2 separate regions of the Homo sapiens genome follow, and region 1 is linked to region 2. Evidence: read pairs that join two places in POLR2A ChIA-PET (ENCODE). Cell type or tissue: Caco-2. All regions are shown on one strand. Each heading gives the region's core, and the rest is flanking DNA. Links, peaks and the distances in the headings are about the cores only.

What was found. ChIA-PET counts read pairs that join two places held together with the same protein. Peaks named below come from ENCODE experiments on the same cell type or tissue, not always from the same donor. Only the 100,000 strongest peaks of a DNase experiment are listed, where the experiment ranks them.
Region 1: POLR2A ChIA-PET joins it to region 2 with 10 read pairs; 3 of 35 experiments call an interaction of 5 or more read pairs at or near these places.

What each region holds. Positions count from the first base shown.
Region 1 is chr6:113,385,791-113,388,722 of GRCh38, reverse strand. No RefSeq gene overlaps it. Among named protein-coding and RNA genes, the nearest start is that of LINC02518, 46 kb to the left of the region's middle. In Caco-2, for the core only: no CTCF peak of the experiment used is centred there; no DNase peak of the experiment used is centred there.
Region 2 is chr6:113,873,187-113,876,118 of GRCh38, reverse strand. LOC124901382 (a long non-coding RNA gene) reads right to left here and starts at 2,714. Exons shown (of 3, transcript XR_007059716.1): 1 at 2,296-2,714. MROCKI (MARCKS cis regulating lncRNA promoter of cytokines and inflammation) reads left to right here and starts at 2,772. Exons shown (of 3, transcript NR_038863.2): 1 at 2,772-2,932. In Caco-2, for the core only: no CTCF peak of the experiment used is centred there; no DNase peak of the experiment used is centred there.

The sequences.
Region 1 (2,932 bases), core at 255-2,754, 490 kb after region 2:
TATGCCTTCATTTCTCTCAATAACATTCTAATAATTTATTTGTATTGTATTTTATAAAAGTATAGGCAGTAAATACATTTAAAATCATAGACAGTTTGAGACGAACTGCTCTATATCTGTGATTTTCAGACTTTAAGCTGCATATAAATCATCTTGGAATCTTGTTAAAATGCAGATTTTGATTCACCATATCTTGGTGTATCCAGAGATTCTGCATTTGTAACAGGTGCTGTGTGACAAAGATGTTGATGGTCTGAGGACTGTACATTAAATAGCAAGGCAACAGATCGCTTCTGTTATTTTTTGGATAATATTTTTAGTTGTTGTTAGTCACTAGACACTCTTGCTTTATGGGCAACCAGTCTTTAATTTTATACAAAGCATGTAAAGAATACATAGAACTGCGTAGAAACTTCAAAAAGTCAAGGCAATATCCCTGGAGTGACCACTCAGTCTCATGGGCAGGGTTGCTCCAACCATGTCTTCTGGGAAGTTCTGAGCTGGTAGAAGCGGACCCTGGTTTGAGTAGTGAGCAATTTCAAGGATTGTTCAAAGGAAAAAAAGAGGCCAATGGAACTTTGAAATTTGTCAATAGTAGTTCCCCGGGGACTTAATCCATGAACATTTCCTCTGATTTTTGGATGCAGCTTGAATTAATGGAAGTCCTTCCACCCAGCATTTCCACTGAAGGTAAACCAAATTATGTTATCTTTCTCTATAGAATTATTGGCATAAAATCTTTTAAGTATCAGTGCAAAATTATAGATTTATGGCATTGTTTTTTGATGTATTCCTTATATTTTGAGGCTAATTTGTGATAAAAGCCAGAAACATGATGATTTCTTTATGAAAAGCATACCATTTAATAAGTATGGATGAGACTACGGTGCTGAACTAATATAAATATGACGCATTAGTTCTAGGTAGTTTGCAGGCTATGCAATGTTTATATTATACTAAGTATGTTGAGTTAAATGCAGAAATACAACAAAGAGAATCTTAAATGAAAAGAAATAAAAACAGAAGTATATGAAGTTTGCAAAGTGATAGTTAAAGAGTAGTATTTCCTGATTGCAGGCAGTATACAATGCAACATAAGCAGAAAATGGCTAGATAATGGCTTTGAATATGAAGAAAGAAGTGAATGCAAATATAAAACTTATCCTAACATACCATGTTTCAGATAATTCCAAAGAAGCACATTTTCTCAGTGTTATCATGCAAAGTTCTGCATGCCATCTTGCTGTATAAAATATATTGTCATTCCATCTTCATACTTATTTGCAATACTGTTTATTGTAGAAAGAAAACAGAAGGAAAACCCTAAACAAATATTAAACATTCAGGGAAAAACCCTGTTTTATTTTGGATGTCATTTATAATATTTGAAGAAAAAAATGCTAATACTGTGAAGTAAAAGGTTTCTCTTTTTGTTTATCTTTTCCAAAGAGCTTTCTTCACATTTGAATACATCATAAAACTAAACTTTAATAGTAATATTAATTGTGGCACACTACAATAACTCTGACTCTCAAAGTAAGCTTAAGAATCAGTTATGGCCTAAACATTTATTTAAATATGTGTGGCTAGAGATGGTGGCTCAAAACAGGCCCAAAACACACCTGTAATCCTAGCACTTTGGGAGGCCAAGGTGAGAGGATCACTTGAGGCCAGGAGTTTGAGACCAGCCTGGGTAATACAGCAAGACACAGCACCCCCATCTCTACAAAATTTTTTTTTTAATTGGCAGGCATGGTGATGTTCACTGGTAGTCCTAGCTACACAGGCGGCTGAGGCAGAAGGATCATTGAGCCCAGGACTTCAAGCTTACAATGAGCCACAATGGTGCCACTGCACTCCAGCCTGGGTGACAGAGTGAGACCCTGTCACTAAATAAATAAATAAGTATGTGTAAGTATTGAAAAAACTTACTTTGCTTATGGAAATTATTTGCTGTTATTTGAAGAGTACTTAAAAAATAATGATGATAAAATAATAGTAATAATAATAATGATAAAGAGCTTCTAGTACCTTTATTTCTCTGCTAACTATAAAGTACATCCTCATTTAGGGAGGCTGAGGCGGGCGGATCACGAGGTCAGGAGATCGAGACCATCCTGGTTAACACGGTGAAACCCCGTCCCTACTAAAAATACAGAAAATTAGCCGGGCATGGTGGCGGGCACCTGTGGTCCCAGCTACTCGGTAGGCTGAGGCAGGAGAATGGCGTGAACCCGGGAGGCAGAGCTTGGAGTGAGCCAAGATTGCGCCACTGCACTCCAGCCTGGGCGACAGAGCGAGACTCCGTCTCAAAAAAAAAAAAAAAAAAAAAAAAAAAGGTACATCCTCTTTTAAGGAAGTAACACATTAACATTTCCAGGAAGGACATATGGCATTATTCTTTCAAGTCTCCCTCAAAGTCAATTGGAGTTACATATTTTTACAAAATGTGTAAAATAAAATCTTTTTTTACTGCACATTATTGCCTATTATTTCCAAGAGCAAATCAGTAAAATCTGATTATTAGCCAAAGTGATAGAATGCTTTCTGGCAAGCCACTGTCACAGATTCACACTGGGAATTAGGGAACACACAGAGTTGGCAAATAAAGAAAACAATCAACCTCCTACCTTGTCCGATATTTTCATAAGGTTTTTTGAAATAGGGGAGGCCAGAAGAAATTGGAGGAATATTACAGTTTACTTTGACCTAGGATTTTAAAATATCAGAGGAAAATAATACTTTTTTTGGATTGAATAATAATCCTTATAATTTTATAAAACCAACTATACACCTTCTGTGTGTGTGTGTGTGTGTGTGTGTGTGTGTGTTTCTGTTCCTTCATATAGTTGAGTAATCACTGCCCTTACTTTTAGGTAGCCTATAGGTATTTTCATAATTAAATGTTAAGACATAGCTTTCAAAATCTACT
Region 2 (2,932 bases), core at 95-2,594:
TTATGAGTGGCAAACATTTTTTCTCAGTTTGTCATTTTTCTTTTGGCTTTACTTAGAGTATTATTTGCCATGCATAACTTTTTACTTTTATGTTGTCAAATTTATCAAAATTTTAACTACTTTGATAGTTAGAAATTCTGCCTTGGATTCTTCTAACACTTTTTCTTCACATTTAAATTTTGTTGTATCTTTTAACACTTAAATCTTCTCTGAGATATGAATTTCCTTTTTTAGGTCATTTTCTGTTATATTTAATTATGTTTAAAATCTTGCCTATTGCCTGTGTGCTTCTCAAGGGCAGGAAACCTGTCTTTTTCATGGCTGTGTCCTGAAAACCTAGCACAATGGATCATATATAAAACACTCTCAGTAAGTATTGATACCATATGAAATAAACTTTAGGCCTGCACTGGGTTCCAAAGATAAAGGCACTCTTTCTGACATCATCTGGGAGGAATTTGTTGACCACGAACAAAGAAGCTACATTTTGAACAAGCATGTTTGAAACTCTAGAACTTAAGGCTCAGCAATACAGAAATATTTTTGAGTCTTTTTTCTCCAGCTATATTTACTGTCTACCATGTGTGACTTCTCTCTCTTCTGATGCTAATTAATTAATACCCCACACGCCAAACCCTTATTTACCACCCTGCACACACAGATCTCCATTAGAAGTCTGGAATGTTGATGGTTGGGTAGGTATTTTAACCTAGCTTAACCTCTATCACAATAATTAATTTTAATTGCTTTTCACCTTGGTTACGTGATCCCCCAACTCCATGGAAATGATATAACCTTGTAAAAAATAAAAAATAATAATAAAAATCTTGACATGAGCTTCTTAAAGAAACAGACGTGAGATTTGACTTTAGCATTCAGTAACCAAAGGTATAAGATACCCAAAACAAAGGAAATGTGGTGCTTTCACTGCTTGTTTTTAGTGCTGCCACTTCTCTCCCAAGGAATGTCGCTGCCTTAAACTCTGTTCTGTGGCAGATACTTCCTGCCCCTATACATCACCTTCAGATGTACTATATGATCAAGATCTTTACCATCTGGCCACTCCTCTAGCTCTAGTGTTCCAAATGGCTTACATTTTTAATGGTTCTTTGTGATCTCCCTGATATAGAAATACAGGTATGCAAGGACATGTGCACTCATAAAGAGTCTATCTTCCTTCTTTGCATTCCTGTGTGCTTTAGCCAGAAGAGATGTTTTAGGATGGTGGTACAGTGAGAAATTTATGAAACAAGGGCCACTGGGCCACCAAGATGACTATTTATGGTTAAGTGGAATCCAAAAGGATGATATGGGGTATCTCTTTCTTTACAAGTAGTAGCCACTGCCATTGAACAAATATTTAAATAATACAAACAATTGTTAATAATTATTTAGCTCCTCTTAAATGAGTCACGTGTCCCCTTTCCATGTATAAAAACCGTATTTATACTTTGTGTTTCCCTTGTGCTACTCAAAAGATCACAATAAAAACATTCTCTTGAAAAATTTACTTAGTTTATTTCACTGACTTAAAAAAAATTTTTTTTTACTGCATTTTATGCTAGATTCACACATTTCACATGGTGGTTGAACATATAAGGAAAGATATATTTTTACCACGGCTTGATAACATTTCTTCAAGATGCTATCCTCACAACAGATTATATTTATTCAGAAAATTTGAAGTGATCTATTTGAAATTACCTCTAGTAGTTTGTTAAAATGTAACAGATCCATTTATAGACTTTTAAAAGATGGAATTTTTATAAAGGTACAGTTGTTTGTTTGTTTTTTAGACAAAGTCTTGTTCTGTCACCAGGCTGGAGTGCAATGGCACGATCTTGGCTCACTGTAATCTCCACCTCCTGGGTTCAAGCGATTCTCCTGCTTCAGCCTTCCGAGTAGCTGGGATTACAGGCGTGTGCCACCACACCCAGCTAATTTTTGTAAAGATGGGATTTCACCATGTTGGCCAGGATGGTCTTGATCTCCTGACCCATTGATCCACCCACCTCAGCCTCTCAAAGTGCTGGGATTACAGGCGTGAGCCAACACGCCTGGCCAAAGGTACAGTTATATGTGAGTTATACAATAGATTCCCAATAGGGTAAGACCCTGGGGGAGTAACATCACTAGAATCCGATGTGTCCATCTCAAATAGTTTTTTACTGAATTGATTATGTCTCAATAATATTTTGGAATCTTGATAAAAACTTACTTGGCTAAAGTATACCATTAATATAAATAAACAATATAAATATAATATAAATAATATAAATAAACAATGGTATTTACCATATTACCTTTACCATGTGTATTTGTATCCAAAACACACTCATTTATACCATATCAAGGCATAGCAACTCCAGTTTGTTTGAAGAACATTACTTGATAAACAGCAACGAAGACAGAAGAGTTGATGGAAATTCTGATATTACTACCACCTCCTTTCCCTACTATTGCCCTTGTAAAACACAGAAATAGTTTGTTCATGTGACCAAATTGAAGTCTTCTTTCACTCAGGAATATAGAATATCCAACATGCGTTGTGGTGCTTTAAAGATGGTCAAAATTCTTTGACATTATCTCATCAAGAGGTGGTGTCAATGTCCTTCTTTCCCAGAATCTGGGTGGGCTCAGAGACTGCTTTGACCAATAAAGCATAGTGGAAGTAAAACTGTGCCAGTGTCTCGGGCTCAGGCTGAAAGAGACTGGCAGCTTTCACTTCCTGTCTTTTGAAAGTCTCTTGAACTTCGGACCTGGGGGAAGCCAGCTGCCGAGTGAGAAGTCTGACTATCCGGAGATGGCGGTGAGTATAGAGAATTTCTGCTAGGTCTCCTGTGTTTCAGCCATCCCAGCCCAGGCACCACGACACATTATCAAAGGACTATCTTGGACCTTCTCATCCCAGCAAACATCCAATGGAGAAGAA